Linked DNA regions of Homo sapiens: all the other regions are linked to region 1. A link is a loop called in an ENCODE intact Hi-C map of the cell type or tissue named here. Cell type or tissue: heart left ventricle. All regions are shown on one strand. Region 1 overlaps LOC124903822 (a long non-coding RNA gene). Region 2 overlaps GNB1 (G protein subunit beta 1). Region 3 holds the start of SLC35E2B (solute carrier family 35 member E2B). Region 4 overlaps GNB1 (G protein subunit beta 1). Region 5 overlaps NADK (NAD kinase). Region 6 has its middle 4.7 kb from the start of NADK.

Region 1 (4,000 bases):
AAATTAGCCACGCATGGTGGCACACACCTATAATCCCAGCTACTTAGGAGGCTGACACAACAGAATCACTTGAACCTAGGAGGCAGAAGTTGCAGTGAGCTGAGACCGCGCCATTACACTCCAGCCTGGGCAACAAGAATGAAACCCGGTCTCAAAATAAATAAATAAATAAATAAATAATATAAAATAAATAAATAATTAGAGACAGGGTCTCGCTCTGTGGTGGGGTTGGAGTGCAGTGATGCAATCATGGCTTGCTGCAGCCTCAACCTCCTTGGCTCAAGTGATCCTCCTGCCTTGGCCTCCCAAGTAGCTGGGAATAGAGGTGCCTGCCACCATGCCTGGCTAATTAAAACAAATTTTTTTTGTAGAGATGGGGTCCCATCCTATTGCCCAGGGTGGTCCTTTAGCTATTATAAACAATGCTGTTATACACATTCCTTTTTTTCCCAAGACAGAGTCTCACTCCATCGCCCAGGCTGGAGTGCAGTGGTGTGATATTGGCTCACTGCAACCTCCGCCTTCCGGGTTCAAGCGATTCTCCTGCCTCAGCCTCCTGAGTAGTTGGGAATACAGGCGTGCCCACCATGCCTGGCTAATTTTTGCACTTTTAGTAGAGATGGGGTTTCACCATGTTGGCCAGGCTGGTCTTGAACTCCTGACCTCAGGTGATCTGCCCCCCCTCAGCGTCCCAAAATGCTGGGATTGCAGGCGTGAGCCACTGTGCTTGGCCACACACATTCTTTTGTTTGAACATCTGTTTTAAATTCTTTGGGACATATACCTAGGACCAGAGTTGCTGGGTAATATGGTAACTTTTTTTGATTTTTTTGAGACAGAGTCTTGCTTTGTTGCCCAGGTTGGAGTGCAGTGACATGATACTAGCTCACTGCAACCTCCGCCTCCCAGGTTCAAGCAATTCTCCTGTCCCAGCCTCCCGAATAGTTGGGATTACAGGTGTGCACCACCACATGCGCATAATTTTTATTTTTAGTAGAGATGGGGTTTCGCCATGTTGGCCAAGCTGGTCTCAAACTCCTGACCTCAGGTGATCTACCCGTCTCAGCCTCCCAAAGCGCTGCTATTATAGGCAGAAGCCACTGCATCCGGCCTTTATTTTTATTTTTTGAGACAGGGTCTCACTCTGTCACTCAGGCTGGGGTGCAATGGCACCATCACGGCTCAGTGCAGCTTCTACCTCCCAGGCCCAAGTAAACTCCCAAGTAGCTGGGATCACAGGCAGGTGCCACCATGCCCGGCTAATTTTTTTTTTTTTTTTGAGACAGAGTCTCGCTCTGTCACCCAGGCTGGAGTGCAGTGGCATGATCTCAGCTCACTGCATGCTCCAACTCCCAGGTTCACGCCATCCTCCTGCCTCAGCCTCCCCAGTAGCTGGGACTACAGGCGCCCGCCACCACGCCTGGCTATTTTTTTTTTTTTTTTTGAGACAGAGTCTCACTCTGTTACCCAGGCTGGAGTGCAATGGCACGATCTCGGCTCACTGCAAACTCCGCCTCCCAGGTTCACGCTATTCTCCTGCCTCAGCCTCCCGAGTAGCTGGGACTACAGGCGTCTGCCACCATGCCTGCCTAATTTTTTTTGTATTTTTTAGTAGAGACAGGGTTTCACAGTGTTAGCCAGGATGGTCTCGATCTCCTGACGTCGTGATCTGCCCGCCTCGGCCTCCCAAAGTGCTGGGATTACAGGCATGAGCCACTGCGCCCGGCCATGCCCAGCTAATTTTTTTTTAATGTTTTGTTTGTAGACAGAGGGTATCCCTATGGTGCCCAGGCTGGTCTCGAACTCCTGGGCTCAAGAGATCCTCCCACTTCAACCTCTCACTGTGGTGGGATGACAAGAGTGATCCACCGTGCCTGGCCTTGTTCTTTGTTTTCAAGATTGTTCTGATTATTCAGGGCCCTTGCAATTCCACATGAATTTGAGGATCAGCTTTTCCATTCTTGCCAAAAAGGCCATTAGCATTCATCACCTGTTTTCTGAAAAAAGATAAATTCTGAGCACAGGCCACAGTGTGGTGTCTTAGTCCTTCCAGCCTAACACGCTGACCAGTGGGGTCAGCTCACCAAGGGCAGGCGACAGCGTGATGGGAAGCAGCGGGGCTCTGAGCAGGGACATGACCCCCTCTGGCGGCTGAGAGGAGAACGTCCCGTAGGGCCAGGGTGACCAGAGAGGAGTGCAGATGGGCTGTGAAGGTTGGGCAGGGCTGAGTATTCCTGAGTGACAGATTTGCTGGTGGCACAGGGTCGAGGGCAGTGGGGGAGTCGAGGCTGACACCTGGGTGTTGTAAGCAACGGGGCAGCAGAGCCGTTACAGCGGAGGTGGGAGAGCATGGGCTGCTTTTTGGACCTTTTTAGCATGAGATGCTTCTAAATGTTTGGGTGGAGAAGCAGGCATGGGGAGGGTGTCTCAGGGGCCTGCAGAGCCACAGGCTGGCAGGGCACATGGTGGGGACATGTGTAGCTGAGGACTGTCCTGGAGCTGCCAATATCCCTGCAGGAGGGACTCCTGGGAGTGCTGGCCTGGGCGTGGGGAAGATGGGCAGTGTCCACCCAGGCCAGCTTGGCCAGCCCTTGGGAGTGGCTGAAGCTCTCTGGGGGTAGGCGTGAGAGGCAGGCCTGCCCCTCTCAGACTGGGTGTTGCCCCCAGGCCTGGGCTCCACTAGTTCCCATCTTCAAGGCTTGGAGATAACAGGCCTTGGCCTCAGGGAGTCCAGAATGTACAATGTCAGCCCAGCCCATCAGGGCAGTGGAGTCCCTGGGACTCATGACTGGGACCCAAGTGCAGCCCCGACATCTTCTGAAGTGGAGGCAGGCACCACAGCACATGCCCTGGGGCAGGAGGGGGCAGCTGTGGCCCTTCAGCAGGGCCATCCAGGCCCAGGGCTCCATGCAGAACCCCCAGGGTCTCAGCCCCTTGACTCCTAGGCAGGACTCACCCCAAAGCCACGGCCTTCTCCTGGGACTGCCCCTGGGGCCTGAGGCTGTTTGTCTAGAATGCTGTCCTGAGGCTCCAGCATGCTCCAGCGTGTGTCTCCTGGGAGCTGATGCAAGGTTTGCTTGGAGGAGGCAATAAGGGGTGGGGTACGGCATGGGGACCAGTGAGGTCCTGGAGGGGGCACAGGCCAAGGTGGTGGTCTGGGAGGCCTGAGGGCATGGGGGCTGCCCAGGGGTGGAAGAGGACCCCAAGCAGCAGGGATTTGGGTGGAACCAGGAGTCCTCAAGCAGGGGTGCTGCCCCTCCTGGGGAGGCTGGGCCTGCAGGTGCTGGGTGTTTTGGAAACCAGCAGGTGTGGCCAGGCACGTGGCCCCTGGAGCCTGTGGCTGACGCACATCTGAGACTGGCTGGGCGCTGCTGCACGCCTCCTGGAGCTCTGCCCAGGCTTGCCCTGGGGTCCCCTGGGGGTAGGCCCAGCCTGTCCACCAGACTTTTTTTTGTTTTTTGAGACGGAGTCTTGCCCTGTCGCCCAGGCTGGAGTGCAGTGGCGCGATCTCGGCTCACTCCAAGCTCCGCCTCCCGGGTTCACGCCATTCTCCCGCCTCAGCCTCCCGAGTAGCTGGGACTGCAGGCACCCGCCACTATGCCCGGCTAATTTTTTTGTATTTTTAGTAGAGACGGGGTTTCACCATTCACAGGATGGTCTCGATGTCCTGACCTCATGATCCGCCCACCTTGGCCTCCCAAAGTGCTGGGATTACAGGCGTGAGCCACCGCGCCCGGCCTTTTTTTTGAGATGGTCTCCCTATGTTGCTCAGGCTAGAGTGCAGTGGCGAGCGCGACATGGGCTCACTGCAACCTCGCCTCTCAATCACAAGCAATTCTCCTTCCTCAGTTTCCCAAGTTACTGGGATTACAGGCATGTGCCACCACGCCCGGCTAATTTTTGTATTTTTTTGTAGAGTTGTGGGTGGGGAGTTCGCCATGTTGGCCAGGCTGGTCTTAAACTCCTGACCTCAAGTGATCCGCCTGCCTCTGCCTCCCAA
Region 2 (4,000 bases), 120 kb before region 1:
GTCTGACAATTACACTCAAGTTTACCTTCTGGTTAACATTTTTATTATATATTTCCTTTTAAAATTCATTCAAGACAAAAAAGAAAACAAAGACGATGGCCCCGGAAGGAATGCACAATTTGTTTTAGTTTACAGCACAGAGATCTTTCTCTCAATGGGAATTGTGCTCTTGGTTTCAGCAATAAGTGAAGGAAAAAAGATCTTGCCCTTTTGAAGTTCTGAGGGGAGGTGTAGGGTGTCCACGTTAGTACGGTTGGATAGGATATGCTCTCATGGTAACGCGTCCAAGTTGGAATGGTCTTCCAGTCTCCATGGCATCCACATGCTGTTTTAAACAGAGTTTAAAGAAATGTGAAAAGAGGCAGAGAATCTAAGTGCAGACGCACAGCCAGGTCACTGCTCTTCCCATCACTGCATGAGTGTCTGCAGCTGAGGGCACGTGACTTCAGCTTTCTGTAAACGTTTCCCACAACACAATTCCAAATCAATGCTACATCAACATTTATCTAGAAACCGTTAATGACAACTTCAAATGTTCTATGAGAAACACGCACAGTTCTCCTCAGAGAAGGGCATTTGGGCTGCTGCATTACCTACTGGCGTTAGTTCCAGATCTTGAGGAAGCTATCCCAGGACCCTGTCGCCACAGCCATGCCATCGTCAGTCACGCCCAGGCAGCTGACGCGGTTGTCATGCCCAGCCAAGACACCTGGGAGCAAACAACAGCAGAATCACACCAAAGCCCAGAGGCATCGATCTCACCTGTGTGCCATGTTGTGACGAGGACGGATGGTGCATCTCTCATGGGACAAGACCCAGAGTCTCCCACGGCCAGGAAGGGAGGGAAAGTTGCATCCACGTGGGGAATTAACCTGCAGCATATGGCCAGCCTTGTTAAAATTCAAAGACACGCACACACACGCAATCGATAAATCCAGAGCCCCTGGCATTGACTTCTCAGCACTCACTTATAAAACTTAAAAAAAGAAGCAAAGGCCACTATCAAAAAAATCAAAACTATCATCAGACGCAGTGGCTTAGGCCTGTAATCCCAGCACGTTGGAAGGCCGAGGCAGGCAGATCATGAGGTCAGGACTTTGAGACCAGCCTGGCCAATATGGTGAAACCCCATTTCTACTAAAAATACAAAAACCAGCAGGGCGTGGTGGTGCGGGCCGTAGTCCCAGCTACTCAGGAGGCTAGGGTAGGAGAATCATTGGAACCCAGGAGGTGGAGCTTGCAGTGAGCCAAGATCGTGCCAGTGCTCTCCAGCCTGGGCGACAGAGCGAGACTCCATCTCAAAAAAAAAAAAAAAAAATCAAAACCGCCCCAATCTCAAAGCAATCTGTAACACAGGAGCTTAGAGGCATGAGCCGTTTTTCCTTTGTCTGTGATCCCTAGAGCCCAGCACAAGGCACAGAACACAGGAGTAGCGATGGTGGCTGAGACCACTGGCACTGCACTGTCACTGTCATGTGATGAGGGGGCCTTCTGTCAACACTCCCAATAACCTTGGCTTGGATCATCACCAGCCAGAAGCTCCACTTCCTCCCAGGGGGATCCGAAGGCCCATTTCAGCCACCCTCCTCCACCTCCTGCAGCCACCACACAGCTGAGTACAGGGGCCGGCGTGTGCTCTGCCAAGGCCTGGGCTGGCTTCCACCGCCCTTCAACAGCACTGTGACTGTGAGACTTGGCTGGAAATGGCTCCACTCTGGTCCCCCCAGGCTGGGGAGAAAAAGAAATGTGTTTAACCAGGAGGTGGGAGTGGCACCCATCCGGAAGCAGGAAGCCCCGGTAAGGGCCAAGACCTGGAGCCATGCTCCCTTCTGTCCTCCCAGGTACTGAGACAAATGAATCTAAGTCTGTAAGTGTCAACAGTTCTCAAATTCAAATGCCCAAATGACCATTTTTAGTAAGGAAGTCTCATCTTTTGTACACCTGGCAATAACACGCTTGCCTTTGATATGTTAACTGTAACGGCACCCAGAGGTGTCCCTGCATGGAACTCCTCCCCCTGAAGCAGAGTTCAGAGGGGAAAGCACGGGGCTGGGCCCTGGAGCCTGCACAGCTGACCCTCTCCTGCCCACTGACTCTCCCCAGAGCCCTCCCCGACGCATGTGGGAAGATCTGCTGGTACTCCTCGGAGTCCACTTGCCTGGAGGGTCAGAGCTGGGCCATCAGTTTGCGACTGTCACTCCTGCTACGCCATGCCACAGTCCCACCGATACTAAAACACTGCAGCTTATGCAACCACTCTGTGTTTGCTCTAAAGATACCACGTAAATGTCCACAAGACACAGAAAGGCCCCATGGCCACGTACCTGCCCGGTCGGCTTTGAGTGCATCCCAGACGTTGCAGTTGAAGTCGTCGTACCCAGCAAGGAGGAGGCGCCCGCTCTTGGAGAAGGAGACAGAGGTGATCCCGCAGATGATGTTGTCATGGGAGTAAGTCATGAGCTCCTGGTCAGCACGAAGGTCAAACAGCCTGCAGGTGGCGTCGTCTGAGCCAGTGGCAAATGCATTGCCATTTGGAAAGAACTGGAAAGAGAAAGCAAATCAAGACATCATGTAAACGCTCAGAAAGAAACATTGGGAATATGGATTGCTCAATGGTAGGGCTGCAGAGAACACAGCAGGCAAAGACCAGCAAGACTGTGCTCTGGTAAGAACAGAGGGCTGGGCCGGGTGCGGTGGCTCATGCCTGTAATCCCAGCACTTTGGGAGGCTGACGCGGGTGGATCACCTGAGATGGGGAGTTTGAGACCAGCCTGACCAACATAGAGAAACCCCATCTATACTAAAAATACAAAATTAGCTGGGCGTGGCGGCGTGCGCCTGTAATCCCAGCTACTCAAGAGGCTGAAGCAGGAGAACTGCTTGAAACCGGGAGGCGGCGGAGGCTGCGGTGAGCCAAGATTGCACCATTGCACCCCAGCCTGGGCAACAAGAGCAAAACTCCGTCTCAAAAAAAAAAAAAAAAGGGTGGGGGGATGGGGGAGGAACTACAGGGGACTGGGATGGGAGGGGATTTGCACTGGGGAGGCACACAAACACTGTGATCTTGGACACTGTGATTACTGTCCCCAAAGAGTAGAATTTATTCCAAAGGATAGTGAGAAAGTAGTCATCACTGACAGGTGTGCATGTTGCTGTAGCTGCCAGCCATCAGGGCTAATCTCATGGAGGAAGGAGGGAAGCGGGCTGACCAAGGCTGTGGTCAGGACTGCAGCAGAGCTCTGTCCAACCAACAGATACATCCTTCTAAGTCTCCTCACAAGGCCAGGGGCTGGAAACACTGCCTAGCCATCCGCGTGCTAAAGAGGAGGGCAGGTTCCCTGGTTAGCTGTGCCCCTGACCAGTAAGGCTCTGTAACCACTGGTGGCCTGAGTTATCTTACTGTCTTTCCCCTCCAGGATCCCAACCACTGCTCAGCTGTAGAGGTGGGAACGGGGACTGGCATACAACACCCTGTGAGTATCTGTGAGACAAGTGGTCAACACAGAGAAGTTTCCCATCGGGAGTTTTCTGTATCCCCATCTGTACATGAGGTTGTATAAGGATCAGAAAGGAGAACATCTAATCCAGAAAAGTTTAAAATTTAGCAATCTGAACGGCTAGCAGAGACGGCAGAGGACCCGACCCCACACCTCCACCCAGACTCACGCAAATGGCATTGATGTCAGACTCGTGGCCAGTGAAGGTCTGCCGGCACATGCCTTCTCGCACATCCCAGAGTTTGGCTGAAGCATCACAAGCACCAGAGACGAACAGTCTGGTGTCAGGAGCAAGAGAAAGGCTCATGACATCTCCAGTGTGTCCGGTAAACGTGGTCGTCTGCTGGCCGGTCTCGATGTCCCACAGGGCACTGGAGCAGGAGCGAATGACAAGGGGACATCAGCCTTAACTTCTTGGGTGGCTAGTCATGTGACAGACAATCTGTCCTTCAAACCACCCAGGGCCACAGTGAGCCTCTGCACTGTTACTTTAAAAACGTAAA
Region 3 (4,000 bases), 210 kb before region 1:
GAGAAGGAGTTTCGCTCCTGTCGCCCAGGCTGGAGTGCAGTGGTGAGATATCAGCTCACTGCAACCTCAACCTCCCAGGTTCAAGCGATTCACAGAGGACAATTTCTAAAAGGCAAATAAGAAGCAGGAAGGGTGCATGCTCCTTCTCTACTGCCCTGTAACAGTCATTCCACACTTACCACCTCAAAACAACAAATGCTTTTGATGTTGGCTCCTGTGGGGCAGCAATCTGCGGGAAGCTTAGCCAGGCACCTCTGGCTTAAGGTCCCTCCTGAAGCTGCAGTCACACCATGGACCAGGGCTGTGACCTCATCCGAAGGCTCAACTGGGGCTGAGGCCCACCTCTGAGCTCACTCAGGTGGACGCTGGCTGGGTTCAGTTCCTTGCTGGCTATAGGTGGAAAGGGCCCCCACCAGTTTCTTGCCAGCTTCTCCACAGGACGCCCCACAGCCTGACAGGAGCTTTCATCCAGCAAGCTCATCAGGGAGTGGGAGAGAGCAGCCAGGACAGGAGCCCAGACCTTTCTGAACCTCATCTCAGAAGTGACATCCTTCCCTTCTGCTGTCTGGGCACAGCTCCCCGGGTGGAGCCCGAGGACTAGAAGGAAAAGAAAACTTGGATTTAAAATGGGATAAAGCCATAGGAGCTGCTCGTCCCACCACAGGAATCTCAACGCCGGGTTACTGACAAAGCGTCACTTTGCACCTCGTCCAACTGTGCAGACCTCTCCTAGCCAGGCCCCTGCACCAGAGGTTAAGAATCCGTGCCCCTGGTCAGGAAGTCCAGGTGGGTTCAAACGGCCAGCAGGGAATTTCAGGCAAAATGTGTCCCAAATCTTCAAACCATGCCCCAGAACTCAGACCTCCCCCTGGGAGTTCGTCCCAAGGAAACCACCTGCAAGAGGCTCAGGCTGCAGGGGACACTCCGCTTCCAAAACCCGGAAGCTGGAGACCACACAAGTGCCCAACGCCAAAGGCACCCCGTGGAGGGACGCCCTGTGCCCTCCCCCGACCAGGTGACCCGCTGCGCCCTACACATCTTCACCAGGAAACATCTGTTATCGATGTGGACGAAGCGCAGCCTGCACTCCCAGATCCGCTCATTTTCGTTCTGCCCTCCGTTTTACGATTCGCCTACACTGAAAATGCGTGAGTGGAGTGGAAAGCCTTCCTACTCCTGCCTCAGCGACCCCTTCTAAAATACTGCCTCGTTTGGCCTGAAAATGTGATTTGCAGGCTTCCTGAGCAAAGTAGATTTCACTCCATTAAAGAAAAAAAAAAAGAAAAGGCACCGAACGGGGCTCGGCTGTCGGGAGTTTTGCTTTAGTTTTTTGCGTGTTTTGTTTTGTGTTTTTTTGTTGTTGTTGTTCTTTTTGCGGCCACGCACACCGCGTTCCCAGGCTTCAGGGCGTGGGGGTCGCCGTGGACTCCCGGACGTGAAAACGCTTAAAGCCAGCTGGGAAAACCCCACCAGCGTTTTCCGCGCACAGCGCCAGCCATAGGAAAGGACCCCCAGGAGCGAATCCGGGCAGGGAAACCCCGGACGCCCGCACACTCAGCATCAGTACCGGCACCCAGCACCCAGCACCGAGCACCGAGCACGCAGCACCCAGCACCGATCACCGAGCAGAGCACCCCGCACGCAGAACCCACCGAGAGCCTGATGCAGTCTCCGCCGCAGGCATAGCGCTAGGCCCCGGCGCCTTCACAACAAAGGGACGCTGGCGGGCGGGGCCTGAGAGGCGCGCGGTGGAGGGGCCGGGCGCGAGGCCGCGGAGACAGCTCGGAGCTCGGCACTGGGGAGTGGCACAGCGCTGGCGGATCCAGGTGGGCTTCACGGGGCGCCCGCGGGACCGGAAATGACGCGCAGAACCCTGCATCGGGCTCCTCGCTGCCCCGCGGGCGCCGCTCCTCAGTGCCCCAGAGCCACGGAGCCGGGGAAACGCGCCGCGGCCCACAACGCCCCCGCGGCTGCCCGTTGGTTCCGCCCGGGCCGTTCTACTCCAGGCAGACGGGAGGAGAAACACGGCGCGCTCAGCGTCCCCTCCCCCGTTGGTTCTGCTCGGGCCCTTCCACTGCAGGCCGACGGGGGTGGAAACACGCAGTTTTTTTTTTTTTTTTAAGGTCTAGGGTAACACGGGGCTTTTAAGTGCCTCTCCGCTGCCGCCTGGTGGTCCAGCCCGGGCCGTTGCAGTGCAGCCACACGGGGAGGGACACGGCGCGCCGAGTGCTCCGGGCGGCCGCACGTTGGTTCCGCCCGGGCCGTTCCACTGCAGGCAGAGGGAGAGGACGACGGTGCGCGTAGTGCATCCCCGTGGCCCGTTGGTTCCGCCGGGGCCGTTCCACTGAAGGCAGAAGGGGGGGGACCGTGGCCCCACCCCCCGCGGCAGCCCGTTGGTTCCGCCCGGGCGGTTCCGCCCGGGCTGTTCCACCAGCGGCACTTCAGGGCGGGATCGGCCAGTCTGTGGAGGCAGCGGCCTCTAAGCCCCGGAGGGTTTACTGCCCAGGTTTGGGTTCCAGGAATAAGAAATCCACTGAATAGGCTTAACTTAGAAGACACAAAGGCGCCTCCTGGCGGAAGTGGCCACGCTCCGCCCAGCCTGAGGGAAAGCTGCTCTGACAGCTGGGCCCGGAGCTGCGGGGGGCGGGGCCGCCGCGCGGGGTGAGGACTCGCCTCAGGGCGCTGATTGGCTGGTGGCGCGCTCCGGGGCGGGGCCTTCGTATCCAGGCTGGCGTCGGGGCTGCCGCGGGACATCCGGAGCAGACACCCGCGGGCGCGCCTGCGGCCCCGAGGACCCCCGGCTCCGGAGCTTCGTCGAGCGTTTTCCTAGCGTTACTTTCCCAAATAATTTTCAGGAATGAAGTTACGGCTAAAGGGCTCTTTAGAGATTACTTTTGGGCCGGGCCCGGTGGCTCACGCCTGTAATCTCAACACTTTGGGAGGCCGAGGCCGGCGCATCACGAGGTCAGGAGCTTGAGACCAGCCTGGTATGGCCAACGTGGTAAAACGTCGTCTCTACTAAAAATACAAAAATTGGCCGGGCGTGGTGGCGGGCGCCTGTAATCCCAGCTACTCCGGAGGCTGAGGAAGGAGGATCACCTGAACCCGGGAGGCGGAGGTTGCAGTGAGCCGAGATGGCGCCACTGCACTCCAGCCTGGCGACAGAGCGAGACTCCCTGTCAAAAGAAAAAAGAAAAGATTACTTTTGGCCGGGCGAGGTGGCTCACGTCTGTAATCCCAGCATTTTGAGAGGCTGAGGCGGGCGGATCGCCTGAGGTCAGGAGTTCGAGACCAGCCTGGCCAACATAGTGAACCCCCCCCCATCTCTACTAAAAATACAAAAAAAAATTACCCGGGTCTCGTGGCGCGTGCCTGTGGTCCCCGCTACTCGGGAGGTTGAGGCAGGAGAATCGCTTGAACCTTGGAGTTGAAGGTTGCAGTGAGGCGAGATAGCGCCGCTGCTCTCCGACCTGGGCGACAGTGGGAGACTTCATCTCATAAATAAATAAATAAATAAATATTACTTTTACGTTTTGTTAAACTTCCACTTGTTTTTGTTTCCGTTGCATGAACCTTCGTAAAGCTTCAGGAGGCTGATGGCAGCCTCCTTCCCCAGGCTTCCCCGTGGCGCCCGCAGCCGGGTTGGGCCAGAGGCTGGGACTGTTTCCTCCCGTGGGGTCTTTGGTGGGGATGTCCCCAGAGGAGTGGGGCAGGAGGAGGGGCACGGAGCGCCCCCGGGAGCCGGTCAGAGCGCAGCGATGGTGTCTGTGGTTCCAACCACTCGGGAGGCTGAGGTGGGAGGATGGCTTGAGCCTGGGAGCTTGAGGCTGCAGTGAGCTAGAATCACAGCACCACACTCCAGCCTGGGCGACAGAGTGAGACCCTTGTCTCACAAAAAAAAAAAAAAAAAAAAAAAAAAAAAAAAAAAGGCTGGGTGCGTTGGCTCGCGCCTGTAATCCCAGCACTTTGGGTGGCCGAGGCGGGCGGATCACGAGGTCAG
Region 4 (4,000 bases), 47 kb before region 1:
TCACTGGGAAGTGGGGAGAGGAGGAATATGAGAGGTCCCAAGGAAACTAAACTGGAAACGAGAAAGTGGAAAGAGGAACCAAGAACCCAGTCTCGGATGGCTCTTGGGGCTGGCTGGCTCCTCTCTCTCTCCTTCCAGTGTGCTTTCTCTGCTCCTCTGTGAATCTCTCTATTAACCAATCACTGTCATCTTGTACAGGGTTCAACGCAGCCTAGGATTCTAAATCACAGCAATCATCAAATGTCAGCCATGTCTCTGTCTCCAGAGTCTCCTCTGCACCAACTCACTCCCTCACTGTCTGCAGGCCAGGTGGCTGGTACACTGTGGAACTGGGGAGGATACAGCAAGTCCTGTGGGCAGCTGCCCTTGCCAAAGGGACAATGGGTGGAGTACCTGAGAAGGGAACATGGGTAGGCCAAGCAATGACGATATCTTTAACATGGGAACAAACTTCTCTACATGTGCACTTATAGCAGTACCCCCATATCTGAGAAGGACATGCTCCAAGACCCCCAGGGGATGCCAGATAAACTGTGGATAGTACCACACTTTATATAGACTACATTTTTTCCTTTATGCTGTATTTTTTCCTATACAAATGATAGGAACTTAATCCTGTAACAAAGTTTTATTTATAAATTAGGCACAGTAAGAAATTAACAATAATAACTAATAATCAAGCAGAACCACCATAACAACATACCGTAATAAAAGTTATGGGAATGTGGTCTCTCTCGTACTGTACCGTGATATTTTATGGTGCCATACCTCAAAAGACAAGGCCACGGGTACAGGGGCTACTGCAATTCTTCCCTCTGGCACTGCACTAGCTGAGGACATGCCACAAAGCAGCACACATGGATCCATAATGGAGAATCCAGAACAATTACAGTCCCCAAAACACACAAAATAAAAACACAACTGCACAGTCACTGGTGTTTTTTCTTTTCTTTAAAAGCATTCATGAATATCCCCACTGCCTTATCTGCCTACTATGTCAAAAACAGGAGAGAAGGCCATGGCCAGAATCATGGAACATCCAATAAAGGCAGTCACTTGTTATTCTGACAAGTCATTTGTTTTCAGTTCATCTGTCGCATCTGTCAAGAAAAACACAGACTGTCTTCTAAAAGTCCGTTTTTAACTATTTTATTTTTTTTCAATGACAAATTCCACTTGTACCATAGAAGCCATATTCTGCATGTTGGAGAGGCCCCTTTGTGGTCCCTCATCCCTGGGTTCTTCCTGGGCATCCTATGGCCTCCCCTCTGGTGACAGGCAGCACCCCGAAGACTTAATTTTGATTCTTAAAAAGGGACAGATCCCTCCTTCCACCCTTGTCCAGGTACTTCCAGAGGGTGGGTCCCCTTCTCATGGGAACATACTACCCCCACTCACCAGACCACAGTGATGAGTCCAGCCCAGACTGTGGGCCATGAAAGCCTAAGCTCCCAAAACAAACAAGATGCCAGGGACACTGCAGCCATCTCAGAGGACACCGAAAGACATTTTAAAGCCAAGGGAAGCACAGCAGAACATCAGCTGCTGGACACCAAGGGAGCCACAGCTCGAGGGGGTTCGTGCTCCAACAGCAGATGGAGCTACACCCTTCCCGATGACGTCACATCCTAATAAAGCCCTGTTTGCAGTGGCTGCTGTGATAAAAAAGCAAGCTCTGCATGAAATCAACATGGAACAGGAAACAAGGGGTGGGGTGGGACGGAGTCCAATCTGATTCTGAAGTTTGAGAAGCTGTACAACCCATTAGTAATTGTGGCTATTTAAAAATAAAATACAGTTTCCTTCAATTTATGGGTATTTATTTTCTTTTTTTTTTTTTTGGAGGCAGAGTTTCACTTGTTGCCCAGGCTGGAATGCAATAGCGCGATCTCAGCTCACTGCAACCTCCACCTCTCAGGTTCAATCAATTCTCCTGTCTCAGCCTCCCAAGTAGCCAGGATTAGAGGCATGCACCACAAAGCCCGGCTAATTTTTATATTATTAGTAGAGACAGGGTTTCACAATGTTGGCCAGGCTGGTCTCGAATTCCTGACCTCAAGTGATCCACCCGCCTGAGCCTCCGAAAGTGCTGGGCTTACAGGCGTGAGCCACCACGCCCCGACGGGGATTAGTTTTCAAATGGCTACCCTAACTTCCTAGGACATAAATAGTTAAACTGTTTAGATGGAAAGATTCAACAAAGGGCTGGGCGTGGTGGCTCATGTGAGCCTGTAATCCCAGCACTTTGAGAGCAGCCTGGGCAACAGAGGGAGATCCTGTCTCTTCAAACAAACAAAAAAATTCAATAAAGGGAATGTGAACTATGTATCGTGGCCTAAAGGCATTTGGAGACATAAAGGTGCCATGAATCTGCCCTCAGGGATGAGACGCCAACGGAGACTGATTGGCAGGAGTGGGGGAGGAAAGAAAATGTAAAGAAAGGGGGAGCAGGGTAAACTAAAGGAGAGAAAAGGGGAGAGGAAGGAGAAGTGGGGTGGGGGAGAGGGGTGGGAAAGAAGAGGGAGGCAGGCCGGGCGCGGTGGCTCACGCCTGTAATCCCAGCACTTTGGGAGGCCGAGAGGCGGGCAAATCAGGAGGTCAGGAGATCGAGATCGACCATCCTTGCCAACACGGTAAACCCCTGTTCTCTACTAAAAATACAAAAAAGGTGTAAGGAAGGGATCCATTTTCAGTTTTTGTTGTGGGGTGGGGGGAGAGGGGACGGAAAGCATTAGGAGATATACTTAATGTAAATGTAAATGACCAGTTAATAGGTACAGCACACCAACATGGCACATGTATACATATGTAACAAACCTGCACGTTGTGCACATGTACCCTAGAACTTAAAGTATAATAAAAAAAAAGTAAACAAAGAAGAAGTAAAAAATAGCAACCATAAAAAGGAATGAAAGCATGTCCTTTGCAGCAACATGGATGCAGCTGGAAGCCATTATCCTAAGTGAATTAACACAGCAACAAAAAACTGAATACCACATGTTCTCATTTATAAGTGGGAGCTAAACATCAGGGACTTGTGGACATAAAGATGGCAAAAATAGACAATGGGGACTATTAGACAGGGGCATGATAGAGGGTGGCAAGAGTTGGAAAACTGACTGTTGGGTACTATGCTTAGTACCTGGGTGATGGGATTACTCATACCCAAACTTGAGCATCATGCAATATAACCAGGAAATAAACCTGCACATGCAACCCTGAATCTAAAATAAAAGTTGAAAAAATTAGTCAAAAAATAAATAAATAAAAACAAACAAACAAAAAAAAATTAGCCAGTCGTGGTGGTGGGCGCCTGTAGTCCCAGCTACCTGGGAGGCTGAGGCAGGAGAACGGTGTCAACCTTGGAGGCGGAGCTTGCAGCGAGCCGAGATCACGCCACTGCACTCCAGCCTGGGCAACAGAGCAAGACTCCATCTCCAACAAAAAAAAAAAAAAAGAGGGAGGAAGAGTCCCCACAAACCAGCCTGTGGGCAACAGAGCAAGACTCTGTCTCAAAAAAAAAGAGGGAGGAAGAGTCCCCACAAACCGACCAGACTGCAGCTCAGCTCTAAATCCACCCCAAAAGCCTCACCTACTGCTCTGCCCCTCCACTTTGCAGTAAGCTGTAACACACTACACGCTCATCAAAAATGGGAACTGACACTTTGGGAGGCCGAGCCGGACAGATCGCTTGAGGTCAGGAGTTCGAGACCCGCCTGACCAACATGGCTAAACTCCATGTCTACTAAAAATACAAAAATTAGCTGGGCATGGTGGCACGAGCCTGTAGTCCCAGCTACTTGGGAGGCTGAGACAAGAGAATCCCTTGAACCCGGGAGGCAGAGGTTGCAGTAAGCCGAGATGCTGCCACTTGCACTCCAGCCTGGGCGACAGAGCGAGACTCTGTCTCACAAAAAAAAAAAAAAAAAAGGGAACTGACTTCCCAATCTTTGTGTCTCAGAACAAAACCCAGCACAGCTGCGCACAGTGGCTCATGCCC
Region 5 (4,000 bases), 150 kb before region 1:
GTACAGAATTTCTTCTTCACTGCCCCAAAGCTTTCATCGCTGGCGATGGCAGGGTCTTCTAGCACTTTCTTTTCCACATACACGATCATGTTCTCCTGGAAGCAAAGTGCCAACCTGCTCATTCCACCTGCAGACCCCACCCTCCTGCAGGGAGGTTCCCGACTCACGGGCGCTGTGGTCAGAGACCTGGCATCGTGGCCTGCATGCCCGCCCCCCCACGCTCACGCTGAAACTTCATCACCAACGCGCCAGGAGGAAGCAGGACCTTTAAGAGATGACTGGGCGGAGGGGGCTCCCTCTCAGGAATTGACTAAGGCTGTTATTTCAGGAGTGGCTTTCCTGGGCGCCGCAACCCCCACGCCTGCTCTTCTGAAGAGAAGACACAGCAGGAAGGCCCACGTCAGATGTGGCCCCTTGATCTCGGACTTCCCGGCCTCCAGGGCCACGAGCCCACCAGCTCATTGTTGGTCACCCAGTCTGGTGCTTGCCATGGCGGCACACACAAACCCAGACACCCGGCAGATCCCCACTCAGTCCCCAGTTCCAGACAAGCAGCCGTTGCCCAGCACTTGAGGTGGTTCCCATGGTCTCACGGGGCGGTGATGTGGATGGAGGCCCCCCCAACTCCATGTGCACCCCAGGCCCCCTTCCCCCCTGCCCCGCGTGCCTCCATGAGGTGCGTGCAGAGCTCCTTGAACGGCTGCAGTAGGCTGGCATCTCTCATCTTCTTGATGACAAGGACGCTCTTTGGGGACTTGTTCCACGTCAGCCGCTGGCTCGCGGGGTCCTGAATGTGCCTTTAGGGGAGGAGAAAAGAGTTCACACCAGCTGCGATCTCCCTCTTGCGGAAAAGGTGTATGACTTAGAAAATAAAAAAAAAAATCTTTAAAAAGGTGTTTTCACCTCCCAGGGAAACGTGCTCGGTGGCCACGGGCTCACAGGGCCTAGGGTCGCGCCACAGAGACAGGGTCAGGGGTCAGTAGGGTCCGGAGTGACCACCTCTCACCTGCTTGGCCCATCACACGCAGGCTCAGGCCCACAACCCCCACCCGGGCACCACGCTGACCCAAGTGCACGCACCACAGCCCTTCCCAGCCCCCGGCCACTTGCCTGCCTGGCTCCTCAGTGACGCTGGTGGGGCAGAAATGACCACGAAAGCCCATGGCTGGGCCACTCTTTGCTTGATGCCCTCCTCAGGCCCCCACGAAAACCCAAACCAGTTGACATGGTGACTCTGTCCCTAGGATCCTCTGCACACAGTTTCTGGCCCCACGGGAGCCCAGGACCCCTCAAGGACCCGCTTCCCCCCCTGCACACAGCTCACTACCTCCCTGCATGAACGGACTTTAACCTCACTCACTCTCACAGTAAAAATCACAGGTTTAAAAGTCCGTGGCAGCCCTGACACAGCCACCCGCGCTTTGCTGGCTCTGACCCCGACCACTGTGCCCGGTGTTTCTCCACAGGCAGGGCCCACCCCGGTGGGATTCCCATTACCACGTTAGTCACAGAAAACATCCCAGCCCAGAACCGGGAACACACACCACGGAGCCTGCTCCTGTTCCCAGAAGCCAAGGGAGGGCGCAGCGGGGCTGGCCACCGTCGTCAGCGCTCACCGCCTATCCTCAGCCCCAAAGGACAAGTTCTTATACCACCGCGCCAGCCAGCTAGTTCCAAGTTGCCCAATCGAGAAAGCTGCTGCCTGCCATGCCTCTTCCCAGCAGTGACTTCCCCAGGAGTGTGACCGTCCCACTAACACCCCCAGAACCACAACACAGACGCCGATGGCAGCCACAGGGCCACAGACCTTAGCCCATCGCTTGTGACCTTCGGAAGCTGGTCAGCACTCACCCTGTGCAGGCATTACTGGGAGGCGTGGGGTCACTCATGCCATCCCCTATGAGCTCAGCACCTGCCGGGTCACACATGTGGCTCGCGAGGTAGCCCCTGCCTGCTGGGAGCCGGCCAGTGTGTCCACAGCATCCAGGCCACGCTTGGCGAACACGCGGCCGCCCCATCGGTATGGTCCTGACTGTGCGCCCACACTAGAAGCCTAAGCTCTTCATACTCAAAACTCAAAGCAAAACACAATTGTGATGAGACTTGGTAAAGTTGTTGTAAAAGCAACTAAGTCAAAAGAGCTTCCTACACTTATAAAAATCAAACAAAACAAAACAGTTTCCTCATTGGTCACATGGTCCTCCTGCCTAATCCCTTCTGAAAAAAAGTCCTCAGTTCAGCAGCAAAGAGGCCACACTTCAGCTCCCTGCTCCTAACTGAGCCGGGTGGGACCAAGCCCTCTGTTCCCGTGGCCTCAGACCTGGCCAAGTACCCAGCCTCCAGCCTCGCCCCAGCACTGCGCCAGCCACCGCTCTGGCCCGCGGAACCGGCTGGGCCCCAGGGAAGGCACCCTCAGGCCACAGTCAGGTGGAAGGGCGTTCCCTGCCTCCTAGCCCGCTGCGTCACTCTGCTTGGCTCCGGCCCAAGGGCGTGCAGGTGGCTCACGGTCCTCCGGCCTGGTCAGCCAGCAAAGCCCCCGCCCTGCACACGGCTCCCCCTGCTCTCCCCGCCAACAGTCACCACTGACCCAGTGGCCTGGCCTACACCCATTCCAGCCCTGAGGCTCAGCTGAGCCCAGCCAGAGCCACCAGCAGCGGCGTCGTACACCGGCCCAGGCACCCACCGCTGTGTGTGACCACAAACCAGCGCCTCGACCTCTTCCTGGGTCACCTGCAAAGCAGGACACCAGCCCTTGCAGGCACGCACGGCTGTGGGTACTGCACGGAGAGGGCAGGGGGTGGCGTGAAGCTTGCAGGCACACACGGCTGTGGGTACTGCACGGAGAGGGCAGGGGGTGGCGTGAAGCCAGCATGGCCACAGCCTGGCCCGCCTGGCCAGCTCCTACTGAGACTGTCTCACACATGGGTGGCCACGCACACTGTGACACACGGGCACTCACGCACCTCCACAACACAGGCCCACCAATTCCCTGGACAACAAAACAGGAAGCGGGTGCCCTCCTCACCAGGCGCCCCCACAGGGTCTTGCTCTGGACTATCAGGGAAGACGGAAGTTCAGATGCATGGGAAGCCCTGCCCCTCCACAGCGGGGATGGGAAGCGGGAGGTTATGATCCCAGAGACACAGAGCCCAGAGGGGGCGTGCTCCCATGGGGGTGCCGAGAAAGCTGCATGCCCCTCAAGGCTGCCCCACAAACCCACCGCTTCCTCCTGCGGGGCTGTCTGGCCTCGGGCAGCTCGGGGACCACTGAGTACGCCCTGGTCTGAGGGCTGAGGCAGAACATGCACCTGTCCGGTGACCCCGCCCTGGCCCGAGTGACTGACGGCTGGTGAAGGCAGCAGCTGAGATGCGAGTGACAAAGGAGTGGCTCTGCCAGGACCAGGAAGTGCAGGGAGGGCACCAGGCAGCGGGGGAGAGGCCCGGTGGGGTGCCAGGGACACAGCAAGCACAGGATGGCGGGACAGAGCCACGGCGGGGCCGGGAGGGCAGTGGAGCACTCTGGGTCACCCACGTGGCTGCTGTGCAGGGAAGGGATGGTGAGGCCGCGGCGAGTGGTCAGGAGTCCACACAGCGGAGGGCAGCCGGGCAATAGTGCAGGGGAGCTGCTTGGATATTTTGGGATCAAAGTGACAGAATCTGCAGATGGACTGGATGAGGGAAAGCAAACAGGGGTCGGGCCCCCCGCCTCAGGCATTTGGCAGCAGTGACAGGTCACAGACACTCCGGGAACCAGTGGCACTGAAAGGGCTGGGCCTCAAAAGCACAAGTGCGAGTCACTTCCATCCTAAGGGGCTCCGTCAGCGTCTGGAGCAGCAAGGCCAACCCCCGTCCTGCCTGGGACGCACGCTGCCGCGGGGCCCACACTTTGCAGAGCAGCTCCTCGGATGACTCCCCCGTGGCTCCTGGGACCTGAACTTCGGTGACAGCCCAGGGCTGGGGCCTCCGTCCCTGCTGTGCGCCCCCAGCCTCCATGGCACCGG
Region 6 (4,000 bases), 120 kb before region 1:
TCCAGTAAACTGGGTGAACGAAGTCTGCCCAGAACCCACAAGGGTAAGTGGCCTGGAGCCTGGGGAAAGGATGACTGGGAAGGACTGAGGCTCCCAGTGAAGGACATCAGTATGGCAGGCTATCTGGTCATCTCATCCAGCCTCCAGCCAGCACCCGGCACAGGCCCTGCCCAGGCTGAAAGCCAGGATAGGGGCGTCTGCAGGGGCCAGTGTCTGGATCTGCTCACATGACAGTCTTCTGTTTGGCCTGGTTTGGGGCGAGGGGCAACCTCTTTCCCAGGATGCCAGCCATGTGCAGGGCATACTGAGGATTCAACAGTGGAAACCAAAGTCCATCAGGTGTTCACCTTCTAGTGGGGCAGACGGGCAAGAAGCAGAATTGGTGGGGGCAGGCAGGGGTTGGGGTACAGTTTTGACCAAGGTACCCAGGGACAAGTGTTTCTCTCTCAGGCAGAGGCAGCAGCAAGGACCAGGACCCTGAAGTGGTGAGAGCCTAGAGTGGGCGGGGATCATCAACAGTAACCACCTGGCAGGACTGGGACTCCCTGTGTCCTCACAAGATCCTTACCAAGCAGCCTAGTATAAGACGAAGTCTCGCTCTGTAGCTCAGGCTGGAGTGTAGTGGCATGATCTCAGCTCACTGCAAGCTCCGCCTCCCGGGTTCAAGCCATTCTCCTGCCTCAGCCTCCAGAGCTGGAGTTACAGGCGCACACCACTGAACCCGGCTCATTTTTTGTATTTTTAGCAGAGACGGGGTTTCATCATGTTGGCCAGGCTGGTCTTGAACTCCTGATCTCAGGTAATCCATCCACCTCGGCCTCCCAAAGTGCTGGGATTACAGGCGTGAGCCACAGCGCCCGGCCACAGCCTGGTACGTTTATTGTCCACATTTTTCACGCGGGGGCCAGAGGCACAGAGAGGCCAAGTAACTTGCTCAAGGTCACCCAGCGAGGAAAGGGAGCTGGGGGGTGGGGGTAGGGGACAGGGCGAGGCCAGAGAGTAGTGGGAGGGGCCGAGGCGGCCTTTCCCGGGAGCGCTCGGTTCCCGGCCGGCCCTTCTATTGGCCCCAGTCACTCAGGCTCCCAGGTCCGGCTCGGGGGGGAGCGGGGGGCCGCGCCAGGCCGCTGAAGTGTCCCCGTTTCGCGTGGGCAGAGCGCGCCTCCCCACGCATCCTGCTGAGGGCCAGCCTCTGCTAGGTGCGTGACACGGAGGGGACAGAACGGAAACCTTGTCCTGCTCAAGTGTGGACGTGCGTGCCACGTGCTAGAGTAAAATTGAGGTGGGGAACCTCCATCCCTGGGACATGGAGCACAGGGGCGACCCCGCGCCGCTTGGTCAAAGGAGGTCCGAGGCCCTGCAGGAACAGCCCACAGCCGGAGCGAGCTGCAGGTCACTCCACTGCCTGTGTCCACCTGCGACAGGTGCGCCCGCGCAAGCGGGGCGGAGCCAGGTGACCCGGACACAGGAAGCGCGCCAGGGGCCCCCACACCGCGGAGCTGCTGGCGACAAAGGGCGCTGCTCCTGCATAGGCCAGGCTAATGCAATCTACAAACTAGATTTCTGTGCCTACAGTTTGAAAATGATTGCAGTTCACTCAGCCAGTGTGGAATTATCCTCCTCTTTCCACACTGCCTTAGTCAGTGCCGCTGTCCAAGTGCACGTTGTTGGCGCCCGTTTTCATTTCCTGTTTTGCTAAGAAAGTGGGGCAGTGGCCTCCATGCCCGCCAAGGGACAGGCAGGCCGCCCCAGGGAGGGGTCCCCCTCAGCTCTGGCTCTTCCAGGCCAAAGCCAAGGGGAAGGGGCACCAGAGGGTCCCAGGTCCCACATGCCAGCTCCCTCAGTCTGCGGGGTGCCAGGCTAGGACACAGAAGCCAACAGGAATCCCCAAAGGGAGGAAGTGGAGTCGGGGGTGTGGCAGCCGTGCTGAGATGCTCGGCCTTTATTTACTCTGGGCAGGGACCAAGATAGGCCACTGCAGGCCGGCACCCTGCCTCCCGGCTGCTGGAGCCCCTCCCTCCCAGGAACTGCCAGCCAGGAAAGAGCCTCAGGTACTCTCTGCATTTAATTTTTAATTTTTTTTTTCTTTTGACGCCTCCAAGACAAGTTCAACTCTCTAGTGATTTTAAGTGGGGTTTTTGTAAGACAGCTGGCAGGGTTAGGGCTTGTGAAGAACTTGCATGTCTATGAAGAACTGATTTATTTCAGGGAAAAGTGGGGGATGACGAAGCCAGGCGAGCCCACCCCGTTCAGCCTGCCAATCACACCCACTTCAGCAGCCTAAAACAGCACCAGGTCACCCCACCAGGGAGACAACGCCATAGTGTCACTTGCAGTGCTGGCAGATGGGCACCCTTGGTGGCGTCAGAAACACACCCAGCACCTTGCCTGGAGCAGGGCGGCTGGGCCCTGCTCCGTGAATCCCAAGTGCCCTATGGGAGCCTCTCCGGCCAGGGACTGCCAGCCTAGAGGAGGGGCTGCTGGGTTCTCTGGTGCCCAGGGGAGGAGGGGGCCTACAGGTACTTTCTGCTGAGAGCCTTCTTCACTTACTAGGAAAAAGTTTGGCTGGGTGCGGTGGCTCGGCCTGTAATCCCAGCACTTTGGGAGGCTGAGGAGGGCGGATGACAAGGTCAGGAGATGGAGACCATCCTGGCTAAGATGGTGAAACCCCGTCTCTACTAAAAATACAAAAATTAGCCGGGTGTGGTGGTGGGCACCTGTAGACCCAGCTACTCGGAAGGTTGAGCCAGGAGAATGGCGTGAACCCAGGAGGCAGAGCTTGCAGTGAGCCGAGATCGCGCCACTGCACTCCAGCCTGGGCAAGAGCGAGACTCCATCTCAAAAAACAACAACAAATTAGCCGGGCATCTGGGCCAGGCGCGGTGGCTCACACCTGTAACCCCAGCACTTTGGGAGGCTGATGTGGGTGGATCACAAGGTCAGGAGATCGAGACCATCCTGGCAAACATGGTGAAACCCTGTCTCTACTAAAAATACAAAAAATTAGCTGGGCATGGTAGCAGGCGCCTGTAATCCCAGCTACTTAGGAGGCTGAGGCAGGAGAATCGCTTGAACCTGGGAGGTGGAGGTTGCAGTGAGCTGAGATCGCACCATTGCACTCCAGCCTGGGCAAAAAAGAGCGAAACTCCGTCTCAAAAAAAAAAAAAAAAAAAAATTAGCGGGGCGTCGTGGTACGTGCCTGTAATCCCAGCTACTTGGGAGGCTGAGGCAGGAGAATCACTTGAACCCAGAAGGCAGAAGTTGCAGTGAGCTGAGATAGCGCCACTGCACTCCAGCCTGGGCCACAGAGCGAGACTCCACATCAAGGGAGAAAAAAAAAAAAAGTTCCAGCTGCTGGAGCCATGGGAATTAAAAAATTACTTTTTTTTTTTTTTTGAGAGGCAGTCTTGCTCTCTCACCCAGGCTGGAGTGCAGTGGTGCGATCTTGGCTCACTGCAAACTCCGCCTTCCCGGGTTCATGCCATTCTCCTGCCTCAGCCTCCAGAGTAGCTGTGATTACAGGCGTGTGCCACCATGCCCAGCTAATTTTGTATTGCCTATTTAAGATTTTAAAAAATCACCAGTTTGGAAAGCAGGGAAGTGGATGGTTCTGGAGCCTAGGAGCGGCTATTTGGGACACACACAGCCATGGTTTTCCACACTACCATGGCCAGTGCTCATTTTTTTCTTACTAGATGCAGTTCTTTATATTCAGACCAAGAGGAACACTCAGTTCAGTCCCAAGGAAAGCTAGTCTCTGGAGTAACATCCTCAGACATTCTAAGGGAGGGAAATGGCAGAGGAGAAAGGCAAGGCAGCCGCCTGTGGAGACTCCCACGGTGCTGTGGGCAAGGCCTATGCCTGGGGAGGGGTCTGGGCGATGGCAGGTGGACCTCCCTGCTCTGCTGGCCTGTGAGGTGGAGCTTCCCAGGAACCCCTCCGAGGAGCCAATGCGCCACTCATGGATTCTGTGACGTGGTGGCGGCCATGGCACCGCCTGGCA

The links. A loop is a pair of places that touch in the nucleus more often than their neighbours do. Peaks named below come from ENCODE experiments on the same cell type or tissue, not always from the same donor. Only the 100,000 strongest peaks of a DNase experiment are listed, where the experiment ranks them.
Region 2: it touches region 1 in a loop (2.8-fold over the local background); 48 of 110 quality-filtered maps call a loop at or near these places.
Region 3: it touches region 1 in a loop (6-fold over the local background); 6 of 110 quality-filtered maps call a loop at or near these places.
Region 4: a loop joins it to region 1, with 2.8 times the contacts of the local background. A loop is called at or near these places in 42 of 110 quality-filtered maps.
Region 5: a loop joins it to region 1, with 5 times the contacts of the local background. A loop is called at or near these places in 31 of 110 quality-filtered maps.
Region 6: a loop joins it to region 1, with 4 times the contacts of the local background. A loop is called at or near these places in 83 of 110 quality-filtered maps.

The regions. Positions count from the first base shown.
Region 1 is chr1:1,904,271-1,908,270 of GRCh38, forward strand. LOC124903822 (a long non-coding RNA gene) reads right to left here. Exons shown (of 2, transcript XR_007065353.1): 1 at 2,957-4,000; 2 at 1,732-1,997. Among named protein-coding and RNA genes, the nearest start is that of CALML6, 9.0 kb to the right of the region's middle. RefSeq lists an enhancer at 3,326-3,475. In heart left ventricle, a CTCF peak has its summit at 2,150 (motif pointing left); DNase peaks (open chromatin) are centred at 2,131, 2,651, 3,031 and 3,191; H3K4me3 peaks cover 195 bases; H3K27ac peaks cover 349 bases.
Region 2 is chr1:1,786,729-1,790,728 of GRCh38, forward strand. It overlaps GNB1 (G protein subunit beta 1), which reads right to left. Exons shown (of 12, transcript NM_002074.5): 9 at 3,667-3,868; 10 at 2,325-2,541; 11 at 594-709; 12 at 1-325. The coding sequence ends at 603. Among named protein-coding and RNA genes, the nearest start is that of NADK, 10 kb to the left of the region's middle. RefSeq lists a silencer at 3,306-3,489. In heart left ventricle, a CTCF peak has its summit at 2,493 (motif pointing right); no DNase peak of the experiment used is centred here.
Region 3 is chr1:1,690,797-1,694,796 of GRCh38, forward strand. It overlaps SLC35E2B (solute carrier family 35 member E2B), which reads right to left and starts at 1,999. Exons shown (of 10, transcript NM_001290264.2): 1 at 1,653-1,999; 2 at 180-597. RefSeq lists an enhancer at 1,534-1,828 and silencers at 1,663-1,822, 2,393-2,472. In heart left ventricle, no CTCF peak of the experiment used is centred here; DNase peaks (open chromatin) are centred at 1,725, 2,005 and 2,365; H3K4me3 peaks cover 1,381 bases; H3K27ac peaks cover 969 bases.
Region 4 is chr1:1,857,199-1,861,198 of GRCh38, forward strand. The region is part of intron 1 of GNB1 (G protein subunit beta 1); the gene reads right to left. Among named protein-coding and RNA genes, the nearest start is that of GNB1, 32 kb to the right of the region's middle. In heart left ventricle, a CTCF peak has its summit at 1,594 (motif pointing right); a DNase peak (open chromatin) is centred at 1,603; H3K4me3 peaks cover 1,931 bases; H3K27ac peaks cover 3,012 bases.
Region 5 is chr1:1,756,514-1,760,513 of GRCh38, forward strand. It overlaps NADK (NAD kinase), which reads right to left. Exons shown (of 12, transcript NM_023018.5): 4 at 668-797; 5 at 1-95. Among named protein-coding and RNA genes, the nearest start is that of NADK, 20 kb to the right of the region's middle. RefSeq lists an enhancer at 3,481-4,000. In heart left ventricle, no CTCF peak of the experiment used is centred here; a DNase peak (open chromatin) is centred at 2,457; H3K27ac peaks cover 985 bases.
Region 6 is chr1:1,781,188-1,785,187 of GRCh38, forward strand. No RefSeq gene overlaps it. Among named protein-coding and RNA genes, the nearest start is that of NADK, 4.7 kb to the left of the region's middle. RefSeq lists a silencer at 1,583-1,877 and an enhancer at 1,798-1,967. In heart left ventricle, no CTCF peak of the experiment used is centred here; DNase peaks (open chromatin) are centred at 1,464, 1,764 and 1,884; H3K4me3 peaks cover 1,274 bases; H3K27ac peaks cover 1,131 bases.